Regions from separate parts of the Homo sapiens genome. Here region 1 is linked to region 2. Evidence: read pairs that join two places in POLR2A ChIA-PET (ENCODE). Cell type or tissue: OCI-LY7. All regions are shown on one strand. Each heading gives the region's core, and the rest is flanking DNA. Links, peaks and the distances in the headings are about the cores only. Region 1 overlaps LOC105376621 (a long non-coding RNA gene). Region 2 overlaps KIAA1549L (KIAA1549 like).

Region 1 (7,496 bases), core at 2,780-5,279, 370 kb after region 2:
GCCAAGAACAATCCATCCAATCAAATCCAGCTCGCTCTTCCAGGCCCAGATCAAATGACAACTCCCTAAGTTTCCTAGGTGGGCACTGTTATCTCTTGAGAGCACACTGTACATTTATCTGTCATAGTATGTTTAGCATTGATTCTAGTTGAGCGTTAGGCTGTCTTGTGGCCCCTGCTCACTGTGTGCCTTTGAGAGCTGGTACCTGTCTTATTCACCCCTGTGTCTCTAGGGCCAGTGTACAAAAGCCCCTCAAAGCTGCACCTCTGGGAGGAAAAGCCTCTTGAACCCTATCATTAAGACTTTGGGTCAGGTAAGTGTGTAATGATATTTTAATGCGATTAATAATTTTGATAATTTAATGTTTAATAATTCAGCAATATTTTTCATCACAATGCCTTCAGCACTCTCTCCCTGTTGTTTCTCTGAGCCCTTCTAGATGAGTACAATTTTCCCCAACTCACTGCTGAGAGAACAGAGGCGTAGGGATGGGCAGTCATCCAGGGTGACTCAGCTAGGAAATGGCAGAGTGACATTTGGACAGAGCTCTTCCTGACTCCAGAGCCCAGATGCTGGAATGCCTCTCATGTGAGGGAGTGGTCTATGGAAACGGCCTGGCAGACCCGCGTTTGTTTAATTGAGACAGAATGGAGGGTGAAGAGCTCGAATTAGGCAGAGGATTAGTTCGGGACAGCTGCCCCTGCTGCACATGGATAAACCCAGAAAAGGTCAAGGCGAAATTGAGGACGGGTCTCTGGGAGGCTTTCTCAGGCTTCATTCCTCTGGACAGGGTTAGGTGGGTCAAGTGACCTTGTTTGAACTCTCCTTTTCCTCTCCTACTCTCAGTCCGTCACTTCTTGCAAAATCAGATGTTGCAGAAAGGCAAGTTTGATTCTGTCTGGGAGAGGATTGTGTATTCCCAACTTTCCCTTATGCCTCGGCTTCAGATCAGATGCTCTGATCTCCTCTCTGTCCTTGGAGGCACCATTTCCACGGCAGGCCTAGGTGAGCTGGGAAGTTTTATGATGGCATTAAAAAAAAATTCCTTTCTGCAAGAGGCTTTTCACCTGAGTGTCAACTAACTCTGGACATCTTGTTACTGAAGCTCTTCTAGCCTGGGGAGAGACATTTTGTCTCAAAACTCATTAACGAGAGTGGGAAAACTGGGGGAAGGAAGCACAAGTTATCAGGTACAGCCTGTCCACCCATGGCTCCCTCCAACCCTGGTGTAGGTTTCTGAGGGGCAGCGCTGTGGGACAACTCCAGTAATTGCCAAAGCACAAGTCTCTGACCTCCCGCTAGAGTGGCCTCGGTTTTCTCTTTTTTTGGCCTTGTCTTCCTTCCTCTTCTAGTTTTCATGTTCTTGTTTCTCATTTTCTCTTACCTCTGTACATGCCTTAAATCTCCTAGTGAGTCCCCTGGGCATCGTGTGGCCCTACTGGGGGTATTCAGCTCAGAAAACATCTTCATACGGTTTTTGAACTCTAGCTCTCCACCTCTGTCCCCCTTCCCAACCCACAGTAAACATCTCTGTTTAATGTTTTGAGGTCCAGATTCTATGAGTATAAAGGGGTTGAATCATGAGCCAAGATATGCACTTGAGGAAGGAAACATCTGCATTTAAGGGGGCAGGTCAATTGCCTCCTGGCAGATCACCTTTCTCCCCGGCCCTGCCCTCCCCAGATTTGGGCACCTGCACTTGTTATTCGGACCTTAGCAACTGGATTCTGAGCCCTTGTGTTCCTGGTCTGAGTTCCTCCCTGTTGGTGACATTGGCTGAGCCCAATCTCTAGGTTAGGACAGCCTGACAACTCATTGCCAACTCCTGGTGATGGTTCTGTTTTGGTTTGGCATAGTCTACCTGGGACTGTTCCCCAACTCTGGGTAAGCCCTTTGTAACACCTGAGCCTCTCCCCCTAAAACTGAGCACTATCATGTAGAAGTTAGGAGCACAGCCCCTAGTGTCGGACCGGCTGTGTTTGAATCCTAGTTCTGTCCCTTGCCAGATGTGTAACCATGGACTCGTTATTTTAGCTTGCCATGCCTCTATTCTATTCTATTCTGTTACCTGTAAAAGGTAGGAATTATAATGCCCATTTCATGGTGGTGGTGTAAGGATTCACTGCGATAAGACCAAAGAGATGGGACCTTCTCTCTTGAGAACTTGACAGTTAGGTCCAAAGGAGTGTGAGTAAAACCCAAGTGCAATTTAGGCAGGTGACAATAACCACAGAGCCCAACCTGATGGAATAGGCAGGAAGTTGTATGGGGAATTGATGGCAACAGAGTCAGAAAACAGAGCGGTAAGTATTAATGCAGAGAAAAGTGAGATCCATAGGCAGAAATTCTATGTAAGGCCAGGCTCTTTGGCTCACACCAGTAATCCCAGCACTTTGGGAGGCCGAGGCGGGAGGATCAATGTAGGTCAGGAGTTCAAGACCAACCTGGCCAACATGGTGAAACCCCATCTCTACTAAAAATACAAAAATTAGCCAGGCTTGGTGGTGTGCGACTGTACTCCTAGCTACTCAGGAGGCTGAGGCAGGAGAATCACTTGAACCCAGGAGGCAGAGGTTGCAGTAAGCCAAGATCACACCATTGCACTCCAGCCTGGGAGACAGAGAAAGACTCTGTCTCAAAAAAATAATAATTAAAATTTAAAAAGAAGAAATTCTACCTAAGAGCCCGAAGCTGCCCTCTGCCCTCTCCCGTCTCCTGCAGGACATGGCGCCAGCTCCAGGTTAGGGTAATCTGGAAACTAGCCTTGAGTGAAGGGGCTGAAAGGGCTCAGGCAAGTGGGACAGGATTTATAGCCTGCTGCTGGAGTTCTGAATAAGGACTTGAGTCCCCCTTCCCAGGATTTAGAAGGGCCAGGGAGGTGGGTTAGCACCACCAGAGCAGGGAGGTGTAAAGGTGCAGCACAAAGCTACAATCTGAACATAGCACCCCCTCATCTCTTGGTACTTGGCATGGTTGGCTCCTTGGCACCCATCTCTCCCCCTTGATAGTCCCTTGGAAAGCCATTCCTTCCTTACTCTTAGTCCCTGTGTTCTTGGTGGAGTTCCCACATCCAACTTCCAGAGTAGGCCACGTGAGCATGCCTGGCTAATCAAAGCATGGTGCCTCCCAGGCCACTGGGATTGGTTCAGAGAAGGGTCACCTTGGGTAGCTGATGTTGCTGCAGCTATCTTGCCACCGTATGGAGCCAAGACTGAAAGATGAAATAGAGCAGGGCAAGGAAGAGAGGCCCAGGAAGACCAAGTCCTAATGACATCGTTGGAGCCTTCGAATCCAGCTGTGCCTAGAGCCAGCCCCTAACCCTGGAGTTTTCAGTTACATGGATCAATAAATTCTCTATTAGCTTAAATCACCTTGATTTGAGTTTTCTATCACTATTAACCAACAGCATCCTAATCAAAGGCTAAAGCAGCTGAAAATAGCCTATTTCCAGACCGCATGTGCTCATTAATAAAGAGCAAGTTCCTGTGGTACCATGAAGCCATGATACCATTGGCCTTGTGTCTGGATAAGGCTCAGGCTAAAGATGCCTGACATTACTATAAATACCTGGGCAGGGGTGAGTTGGCAGAGCAATGACCAGGGATACAGAAAACCAGGTTTTTCCTGATGCCTTATATCCTGCTTTAATATCTCCACCTGCCAATGAAGGAGTTCAATTGGTTGCCGCCATTTTAGAGAGCATAATGGTTATACTTTACCTTCAAAAAAATCTATTTTCTATCTATCTATCTATCTATCTATCTATCTATCTATCTATCTATCTATCTATCTTGCCATGGAAGAACCAAGGCAAAGAAAAGTGTAAAGATGATCCTACCAATTGTCCCAGAAGACAGCCCCTGGAACAATCATAAAAAGAATCCCAAACCCTTTGAACTTTTTTGTCTATGACAAATAGCAAAAGCATCCATTGCTGTTAAATATCTGTTACTACTACTCATTCCTTCCATCTTACAGATGTAAAAGTTGAAGAATTAGTTGCTGTCTTAGTTAAATTAGAATAGCTGCTTAAACAAGGGATCTCAAAATATATAATGACTCCACATCCTTGAAGTTCACTTCTTTTCCCCTAATAGTACTGGATTGGTGAACAGTTGGCAGGGCAGGCTTCTCCCGTGTAACTGTTTAAAGATCCAGGGAGAGGGAGGCTCTGCTGTCTTCAACGTGTGAGGTCCTCTCAATTCCAGCCAGTTGGATGGGGAAGGAGCATGAAGGAGCAGTGTGTGGGAAACCTTTATGGGCCAGACTTGAAAGTGATGAACGAAACTTCCAATCTCGTGCAATTGGATAGAATTCCGTCACGCAGCTGTAGCTAAATGCAAGAGAGTCGGAGCCAGCTGTGGTGGCTCACACCTGTAATCCCAGTGACCCTGGAGGCTGAGGAAGGAGGATGACTTGAGGCAGCAGTGAGCTATGATTGCACCACTGCACTCCAGCCTAGGCAACAGAGCAAGACCTCATCTATCAAAAAAAAAAAAAAAAAAAAAAAGGAACGGAGTCTGAGAAATATAGTTTATCTTTGTGCCCAGGAAGGAGAGGAAAATATGGATTTGGTGAGCAACTATTAGTCCCTGCTACACCATGCAGTGTTTCCTTTCTGAATTTGAATGGCACTTTGAGCCTGCAATTTCATTTTAGTCTGTTCTGTGCGTCTTTGCAATGCCCAATAGATTTGATAGTATAATCCCCACCCTACAGAAGTGAATTATTTCCTTCTTATATCTTTAGGTGGATACTCAATACATATTTATTAAATGGATAAGTCAATTCATAAGGTAAAAACAAATGGAGCCTGTTAAAATATGTTGTTTATTAGATCACTCTTTAGCCTTAGAAGACTTTCTTAGAATGTTTGTATGACTAGCCATCTTCTTTTACCATTTTTGTTTTATAAATACATAAATATCATAGAAAGGAAAATTTCAGGAAGTAGAAACATATACTGATGTTTTTTCCCACTAAACTCAGCTATTATCAAGTGCCTGTTAACTTTTGCATTCCTTTGTATGTTTAAAAAAAAACCCTACTCCCTTATCTCTTGGTGCCTCCAGAATGCAAAAATCCCTGAGCTCTCAACTTACGAATCTCCTATAAGGCTGCTGGAGCTTGGATGTTAAAAGTCCTCATGAGGGCTTTTCAATAGTATGGCTTCCTCTTGCAACATTGGCACCTCACTTTTCATTTAAAAACATTTGCTTATGTGCTTTTCAAAGTGCTTTTATAGCCAGGGTCTGATTCAGTCCTTACAAGTCTGTGAAGGTGGCATGAGGTCATCATCACCCCTAGGACCGAGAAGGGTTCACACATGAAAGTGAGCGCAGAGCTAGAACTAACACCTGGTCCCTCTGCCTGCCATGTAAACCATCTCCTGGAGGAGTGCTGTGTTAATGACCTCAGATCGGCTCCTTCCTCACCCCTTACTCCTGTTTTCTATTCCAGGTCGGAAAAAGGCAAAAAAAAACACAAAAGAGCAAGATCAAAGTATACCTCTTTACCTCTAACTAACACAGAGCCTCTATCCAACCCCAGAAGTGGTCCCCCACCAATACATGAGTCTTTTGTCCACTCAACTTTCTGCCTACCTTATTTATCAACAAGAAGTTTGCACAAGTTCTCTTTGTCAGCTAAGAGGCTTTCTACTATTACAGGCTGCCCCTTACGGGAAGTAGACCCTTTCCCTCCTAGCCTTTAGAATTGTGTTTTGAATATAGCAGACCAGAATTTTGATTAGATTTGTTTTTTCAATTATACGGTGGTTCCCTCACTTTTATAATCACCTAGAAGTCACTGTTGGCAACATGTCACTAGGGGCTTAAAGACAGAAACTGGGTTGATTTCCACATAATGATCCAAACAAAAAAGGCTGAGGAATGAATCCTGAACCACGAAGCCCACTGCAGTTTACGTAAGTGGTTTATGTTGAGACGCGGCCATAGCAAATTTCCCTGATTTCTGAGCATTTTCCTGTGGATTATTTCTAACCTGCACATTTTTTTCCATAGCCAGATTTGCCTTGACCCCAGGGGTGAACATTTAGAGAGCAATACTTCTCAGTCGCGGTTCCCATGATGCTATCAATTCCATTGTAGGGCCAATAATTAATTATAACAATAAGAAAGACATTATTCAACTAGGCCTCCCTTCCTGCCATTAAATCCACAAAACTCCCTGCCACCTGGGCAGTTGTTGATGTGTGTTTCTGTGTGTGTGTGTGCATGTGTGTGCACATGTGTACTTAAAATAACCGGATTAAAATTGTGTGTAAAATACACAAATGAAAAACTTTGAAAAAGAAAGCATCAAAATAACTAAAGTAGTTGTCTAAGAGTGGTGACGTTAGTGGAAGACGGGTCTGTTACTCTCTTTTTCTATAATAACTATTGTAGTGTTAGTACTTAAATAACTAAAATTCATACTATCAATTTTACATTAATTCAACATAAAAATTCTAAGTACTTTACTATTCCTCCAATGTTTATGATGTATCTACTACATGCCAGGCATTGTCTGGGTCCTAGGGATACAGGATGAATAAGACACAGTTCCTTCCCCCATAGGGCTTCTACTCAAATAAGGGAGACGAACATAAACAAGTAATTAGATTGGTTTATTAATTAATATGTGATATGGTTTGGATCTGTGTCCCCACCCAAATCTCATGTCAAATTATAATCCCCAATGCTGGAGGTAGGGCCTGGTGGGAGGTGATTGGATCATGGGGGTGGTTTCTCATGGCTTAACACCGTCTACCTTGGTGCTATCGTGGCGATAGTGAGTTCTTGTGAGAACTCCACCCTCTCTTGCTCCTGCTCTGGCCACGTAAGACAAGCCTGCTTCCCCTTCGCCTTCCACTATGATTGTAAGTTTCCTGAGGCCTCTCCAGAAGCCAAGCAGAGGCCAGCATCATGCTTCCTGTACAGCCTGTGGAACTGTGGGCCAATTTAAGCCTCTTTTCTTTATAAATTACCCAGTCTCCAGGATTTCTTTATAACAATGTGAGGACAGACTAATACCAAGCATACAACAAATATTTTTGGAGCACATACTATGGTCCTGAATACGTTTATATGCTTTGGATCAGCAGCAAATGAGGCAAGCAAAGACCCTTGCCTTCATGGAGCTTGTGGTCTAATGGATATAGATCATCATTTGTTTCTAATCATAATGACTGTAGTGAAGAGAAAGTGCTAGCGGGGGACCTGACCTAGCCTAAAAAGCCTGGGAAGACCTCCCCAAGGAAGCAACATGATTTTAAGTGCTTCAAGTAAAATAGGGCTTTGTTTTGCCATCCAGGACAGAGGGGGCTGCCCTGGATGTGGCAGGAGTTAATTCTGGTGGACACTGAAGTCTGTCTCTCAGTTCCATCTGCCGCAGAGTGTAGCCTGGTGCAAGAGCTGCCCTAGGCAACGTGTGGCCTCTGGGCCTTGGGCTGACCGTGTGTAAGGGGATTTGGAACCAAGTTTCCATTAGTAGTC
Region 2 (7,496 bases), core at 3,320-5,819:
TTCTAAGTGAAGTAACTTGGGAATGAAAAACCAGTGTACGTTCTCACTTATAAGCAGAAGCTAAGCTATGAGAATGCAAAGGCAGAAGAATGATATAATGGACTCTGGGGACTCCGGGGGAAAGGTGTGAGGGTGGTGAAGGATAAAAGACTACACGTTGGGTACAGTGTATACTGCGTGGTTGATGGGTAAATCTCAGAAATCACCACTAAAGAACTTTTCCATACAACCAAACAGCACCTGTTCCCCCAAAATTATTGAAATGTTTTTTAAAAATTTAAGAAACCAAAACTATTTTTTTAAAAAAGAAAAAGTTGACCACAAAAGTGGGAGTATAAGAATTTATTGGCTAGGCATGGTGGCTTATGCCTGTAATCTCAGCACTTTGGGAGGCCTAGGCAGGCAGACCACTTGAGCTCAGGAATTTGAGACCAGCCTGGCCAACAAAGCAAATGCCCATCTCTACAAAGAATACAAAAATGAGACGAGTGTGGCGGTATGTCCCTGTAGTCCAGCTACTCGGGAGGCTGAGGTGGAAGCATCATCTGAGCCCAGGAGGTTGAGGCTGCAGTGAGCCATGAGCATGCTACTGCACTCCAGCCTGGATGACAGAATGAGACCCTGTTTCAAAAAAAAAAAAAATTATTATCACAGTTTAGGCAAGAGATGCAACTCAGAAACGTCTTAATTAGATTTTGCTCTTCTGGATGGCAATCATGATAACAAATGTTTATTGACTGCTGACATATACCAAGTTATGTTCCAAATACTCTTAAAGGATGAATGCCTTTAAGCCTCAAAACAGTCTTGTGAGACACATGTTATTATCCTCTTCTTAGAAAGGAGCAAACAGACACAGAGAGGTCATGTAACTTGCCTGACTTTTTACAGCTGGAACAAGGCAATTGGATCAGGAACTCGGATGCTGTGTCTCCAGATCCCACATGCTAAACTGTGACACTTGAGTACCTTCATGGTGAGGATCACAGCTTGTAAATCTTTTATGATGGGGTGATTTCCAGAGGAAGCGTCCCATAAATATTTGTGGAATAAATAACCAAATGATTGAGCAAATAAGGGAGATAACTGGCTAGCTATCATACTAAGCAGAAAGGGAAAAGTACTCTAATAGAGCTAGAAATAAGGAGTTGTGGGAACAATGACATGTTAATTAGGGGACTCTCACTTAGAAGAGGTTTACATTTAGGCCTTTACAAAATGGTGTGAAGCCCTAGTAAGATGTTTAGTCTTTTTGCCCAATTCTCTAGGCCCCTATTACTGCTTTCCTTTTAAAGGTATGGTATTTTCTGTATCCTCAAAGTCTTTCCTGCCTAATGGATTTAAGTGGACTTGACTCCCCTTTGGGCCATTAGCATCAAATAGTAAAAATTAATATGAAACCTTGGGGCCGGGCGCGGTGGCTCACGCCTGTAATTCCAGCACTTTGGGAGGCTGAGGCGGGTGGATCATGAGGTCAGGAGATCGAGACCATCCTGGCTAACACGGTGAAACCCCATCTCTACTAAAAAATACAAAAAAAAAAAAATTAGCCGGGCGTGATAGCAGGCACCTGTAGTCCCCGCTACTCAGGAGGCTGAGTCAGGAGAATGGCATGAACCCAGGAGGTGGAGCTTGCAGTGAACCGAGTTTGCGCCACTGCACTCCAGCCTGGGCAACAGAGCGAGACTCCGTCTAAAGAAGAAGAAGGAAAAAAAAAAAAAAAAAAAAAAATATATATATATATATATATATATATATATATATATATATATATATATGCAAGATTTGCAAGTACCACTGTCCTAGTTTTAAAAGTCAGTTATTGGTAGTTAATACTGTGTTCTGTGGTTGACTTTAAACTTATTAATGACCCTGTCAGAAAGATGCCGGGAGAAGAAGAGAGAAGAACCCCCCTAAGTCCCATTGGTTTACTTTTCTTGACACAGATAATATATTTCCAAACAAGTGACCTTCTGTGTGTGTGATGTCCTAGCCCAAAAGAGGTCATTGTGGCCGCCCTACCTGCTGCATAGGGATTGTGATGACAAAATTAGGAGACACTGAAATTCTGAAAATTTATAATCAAGCTGTATTGTAACAGTCGAGGATTGGTAAACAAATTATAATGCCACATCTTAGTGGAGATAATATGCAACCTTATCCAATATGGAAAAATGATTTTGTTATGTTAAAAGAGAAAAGGCAGTGCGAAGTTGGATGTGCATTGTGATCACAGGTCTGTCCAGCAAGCAAACCAAAGCTTTTCCAAGAACATCATCTGGAAATAAAATTTACCACAGTATGAGTCATGGTTTTCTTGATGCGGTGGGATGTGCACGTGGTCAGGGCAGAGGGAGGAATGGAATTCTTCTTCTTTTCTTTCTATTTTTCCATCTTTTCTAAATTTTCTGTAATGATCATGTAAACCCAGGTTAAAAAGAAGTGAAAGTGAAATTCTATTACTTTTAAAATGGGGAGGCAGAGAGGCCAGTTGCGGTGGCTCACGCCTGTAATCCCAGCACTTTCAGACGCCAAGGCAGGTGGATCTTTGAGGTCAGGAGTTGGAGAACAGCCTAATCAATATGGTAAAACCCCGTCTCTACTAAAAATACAAAAAATTTAGCCAGCCATGATGGCGGGTGCCTGTAGTCCCAGCTACTTGGGAGGCTGAGGCAGGAGAATTGCTTGAACATGGGAGGCGGAGGTTGCAGGAGCCGAGATTGCGCCACTGCACTCCAGCCTGTGCGAGGAATGAGACTCTGTCTCAAAAAAATAAATAAGTAAAATAAAATGGGGAGGGAGAGGTATCAGCTTTATTTTTAAACCTGATTCCACAAAAGATTACCAACAAACTTTTTTAAAAAAGAAATAGCTGTGAAAGAGCTTTGAAAGTTAAAATGCTTCTATCAGTGCAGTCAACAGAATCTTCTATTTGCTGGCATCACTTCAAGGCATGGCAATTTGATTCTATTGACTGGTGCATTTCGTTTTAAAAAGCCCCAAGAGGAATCACGTTAGGCAAGAAGGTCCCAGGTGCCAAACTTCAGCACTTAGGGCCGTGGAAGGGTTTGGCGCCTAAGTGGGTTGGGTGTGGGTGGATGCTTCAGCATAGCTGTGGCTCTTAGTCCATCTCTTTTGACCTTCTGGGAACGGAAGCCTGACGGGTCTTGGTGATTTAGAGCCGTGCTCAGTAATGTTTGCCAAAACAGCCCTGGAGAGAGACACATCATCAAACTCTGAAGAATGAGGCAGCTCTGTGGGCCCCAGTCTTCTCAGACCACTCTGGGAGAGTGGAGCCCGCCCCAGATCTGGAGATGGAGGAAGACTGACTCCTTCCCACGTGGTGCAGAGAGCCTCGGCTCTGGAGTCCCAGGGCTGAGTCACACTAGGCTGCAGAATAACTCTTGGTGTGACCTTGACTAAGCCAGCCCTTGCCCTCTCTGAGCTCTGGTTTCCTCATTGGTAAAATGGAGATAATCTTGATTCTCTATCTCACAGGTACTATGGAAGAACAAGGTGAGGTGATAGATATGAAAATATCCTGCCAACTATGAGGCATGCACAGATGTTTGAGATTCTGACAATCCATGATTTGCAGGGATTTCTGAGTGCTGACTGGAACCCTGGTCCTCTGAGCAAAACTTTGATGGCATCTATGCCTAGCCTGGACTGAACAAATAATGATAATAATAACAGCAACAGTAGTAACACTTTTTGACCACTATGTGCTGTATAAGCACTATTCTAAGGACTTTACGCGTATCAGCTCATTTTAACCCTTAAAACCATTCGTGAGGTAAGTACTGTAATTATCCCCATTTTACAGATAAGGAAACTGGCACACAGAGATGTTAAGTAACTTGTCCAAGGTTACTCAGTTAGCAAATGGAGAAGTGGGATTTGAATCCAGCCAGTCTGATTCTAGGGCCTGATCAAAAGCTGCAGATATTTTTCTCTGACATACAAGGGAGAGGAGTTTGGCATCTCCATGAATGTTTCTTAATTGGTTTCCTTCGTTTATTTTGTTAAAGAGCTATTAGTGATCTAGTTTGCTTTTCTTTAAGTGCTGCCGTTAAGGAAACCTGCCAGTGGGCAGTGAATAGGACAAAGTGGATTGTCTTGTGACTGTTGTGGGAAATGCAGCCATGCTTATACTGACACCTTGGGAAGATTTTCTTCTCCCTCAGTGTTTCCAGCAGTCAAAGAAAGGGACACTGCTGATTGAGAAAGAACCACCACTGTGGCTGGATTACAAGAGTAGTTTTGAGCAAACCAGGAAGCAATCCAGGGCAGCATTGAACCTGAAGGGAGAGTACTCCTTAAGTAGCAGACTCTGGGGTCTGTGATAAAAGCATCATGACCAGGGGACTGATATAGCCCTAGGCCTGATGGGGGAGAGGTTCAGACAGGAGGTAACAGCAGAAGGGGAGCCAGATCAGTACATGTGCACTTCCTTGAGGTTAAAGTTCTGTTTGCTACATGGCGGGAATAATTAGAGTGTAGCAGCATCACAGCCCGGGTCTGAGTCTTGTGTACAAGAACTGAGAATGATAAACTAGCAGCGCGAAGAGCCTCAGGAAGACAGAGGCCTGAACAATCTGTCATTATGCATGTGGTTCCTGAGATGTGGGGAGTCTCAGGAGGCAGTTTGCACTGTTTTTTGACATTAGTCAATAACAGGTTCTGTGTGTCCAAACCTGGCTAAGCACTTTCTTAATTCCTTTTATGTTTCACAGTGATAATAAACTGCTCTCTGATGCGTTTAGTTCAAGGCTAAGTTTAACATTCATGGGATTCTATGCAAATTTGCAAAGCACAGAAAAACATTTGATACTTACCCTGCATGTGCATACATGCACGTGATCCTAATTTGTGGAAGTTATTAAGCCTGATAGCCTTACTGGGGTGACTTGTCACTTTCCTGAAGCTCTGAGAATCATGGTTTTATTTCAGCTTGTCTGGCTCAGACAAGCTTAGTGAAAATGTATGTGTATAAATTGTGTATTGAATAGGGTTTTGTATGACTACCCATTCTTGTCTCCTTGAGATGGGAGGGATGACTCATTTTAACTTTTTATTATTTTGAGAGTCTTTATCTTGCTTGCTTTCACCCTTGTTTCCAACGTAAATCCATCTCTGTTTCCTATCTTTCCTCATCCAGCACCTCCTTAAATTTCTTATCATTTAAGCTACTTTCCAGCAAAATTCTTTAGACGACTAATTCCCCCTTGTGGGAAATACTGTCGGTCCAAACACAAGGGGATTGTTGGCTTGTCCCTGGTTGGGCAATCATTGTAAACATTCAGAAAAGGCAGCCAGTTTGGGGCTTGTGCAGCAAACCATTACTGTCTGTCTCCCTCTCATATGTGTAGGATTTACCTTTGCTTTCCACAATTTTTTTTTTGAGACAGAGTCTTGCTCTCTGGAGTGCAGTGGTGTGATCTTGGCTCACTGCAACGTCTGCCTCCCAGGTTCAAGTTATTCTCCTGCCTCAGCCTCCTGAGTAGCTGGGATTACAGGTTCCCACCACCACGCCCAGCTAATTTTTTTTTTTTTTGTATTTTTTGTAGAGATGGGGTTTCACCGTGTTGGTCAGGCTGGTCTTGAACCCCTAACCTCAAGTCATCTGCTCCCCCTTGGCCTCTCAAAGTGCTGAGATTACAGGCATGAGCCACCGCACCTGGCCGCTTTCCACAATTTTTTTGAAGACTATTACCGTATTTGTGAGCAAACAGTAATTCATGTCATTTAGTCTAAGTAGAAGAAAGTCATGGTTTTTTGGGGGAAAGGAGAGACACTGGGGAGTCAGTGGAAGTTTATTGATAAAAACTAAAATTCTGTAATTTGGCTAGAATGGCTTAGTATTTTTTTTCTTGAAAAATGGAATTAAAAAATAAGAGTACAGCCTGTTTCATAGCAACATTTCAATGCGTTTGCTGGTGTGGTTTTGTTTCTACTCTTGCAAAGCTCTGTTTTCTCTTTAAATAACTTCCTCCAAGTCTCAGGTGCTATGTTACAATCTTTATTTCATGACTCATTCTCTATGATGTTCCAAACAAACTTACTGACTTGTGCTGCTTTTTGACTGTCTTGATGGCAAACTCTCACCATTCTTTAGTCATGATACCTTGTGATCTCCCTTCTTCCTACTCTCCTGCTTCACCATACAACATTCCAAAGCTCCCTGCTTCCTACCTGTATTAGTTTTCTATTGCTATGTGACAAATCCCCACAAGCTTTGTGGCTTAAAACAACATACATTTATTATCTCACAATTTCCATGAGTTGAGAGGCTGGACACAGCTTATCTGCACAGGGTCTCACAGGGCTGCATACATGGTATTGGCTGGGCTGTGTTCTCATCTGGAGGCTTGGCTGGGGAAGAATCCACTTCCAAGCTCACTCAGGTTGTTGGCATAATTCATTTCTTTGTGGCTGCCAGACTGAAGGCTTTGACTTATTTCTGGCTATCAGCTCTAAGAGGCTGTTCATGGTTCCTAGAGACACCAGTAGTTCCTAGAGGCCACCCACAGTTCTCACCAGCTGGGCTTTCCCATTGTGGCCTCTTACTTTATCAAGGCACCAAGAAGAAGTCTGCTTGCAATATGCGGTATTATATATGATCATATAATCACAAGAGTTACATCCCATCTCCTATTCTGTTGTTAGAAGAAATCACAGGTTGGCTGGGCATGGTGGCTCATGCTGGTAATCTCAGCACTTTGGGAGGTCATGGCGGGAAGATCACTTGAGCCCAGGAGTTCAAGAGCAGCCTGGGTGACATGGCGAAACCCGTCTGTACAAAAAATACAAAAATTAGCTGGGCTTGGTGGTGCGTGCCTGTCGTCCCAGCTATTAGGGAGGCTGAGCTGAGAGGAACCCTTGAGTCCAAAAGATTGAGGCTGCAGTAGGCCATGATCACACCTCTGCAGTCTAGCCTGGGTGGCAGAGTGAGACCCTGTCCCCCCTCCAAAAAAGAAAAAAGAAAAAGTCACAGGTTCTCCTCATACCCAAAGAGAGTGGATCACAAAAGGCATGACCACCAGGAGATGGAGATCATGGGGTCACATTAGAGTCTGCCTGACATACCACCTAGATCAAATTTTTACTTCAGTGCCTTCCTAAAGTGTGTTTTAAGTTCTCTGTAATTTGGTTTTGCCCTATTTCTCCTAATTTATTTTCTCCTTCTCCCTAATAAACATCAGCTATCTCTCATTTCCTCCTCAAAATTTGTGTTTCTGTCTTATGGCCTTCCATAATGCAACTTTAATTAATACAGATATGTTTTACCTAATTAGCGTAGACATAATTCTAAAATCTTATGTATAAAGCAAAATTATTTTTCATTGAAGTGAAGGGTTCTTAACCAATTTTTGGCTTCTGAATCCTTTTGAGAATCTGATTAAAGCTATAGAGACTCATTTCCCAGAAGTGAGGGACACGACCACACATATACTATTTCAGTTATTATTACAGTACAACAAGCCACCCCTGGC

What was found. ChIA-PET counts read pairs that join two places held together with the same protein. Peaks named below come from ENCODE experiments on the same cell type or tissue, not always from the same donor. Only the 100,000 strongest peaks of a DNase experiment are listed, where the experiment ranks them.
Region 1: POLR2A ChIA-PET joins it to region 2 with 7 read pairs; 2 of 35 experiments call an interaction of 5 or more read pairs at or near these places.

The regions. Positions count from the first base shown.
Region 1 is chr11:33,899,001-33,906,496 of GRCh38, forward strand. All of the region lies in intron 1 of LOC105376621 (a long non-coding RNA gene), which reads left to right. Among named protein-coding and RNA genes, the nearest start is that of LMO2, 11 kb to the left of the region's middle. In OCI-LY7, for the core only: no CTCF peak of the experiment used is centred there; no DNase peak of the experiment used is centred there.
Region 2 is chr11:33,528,707-33,536,202 of GRCh38, forward strand. The region is part of intron 1 of KIAA1549L (KIAA1549 like); the gene reads left to right. Among named protein-coding and RNA genes, the nearest start is that of KIAA1549L, 160 kb to the left of the region's middle. In OCI-LY7, for the core only: CTCF peaks have their summits at 3,752 and 3,954; a DNase peak (open chromatin) is centred at 4,605; H3K27ac peaks cover 746 bases.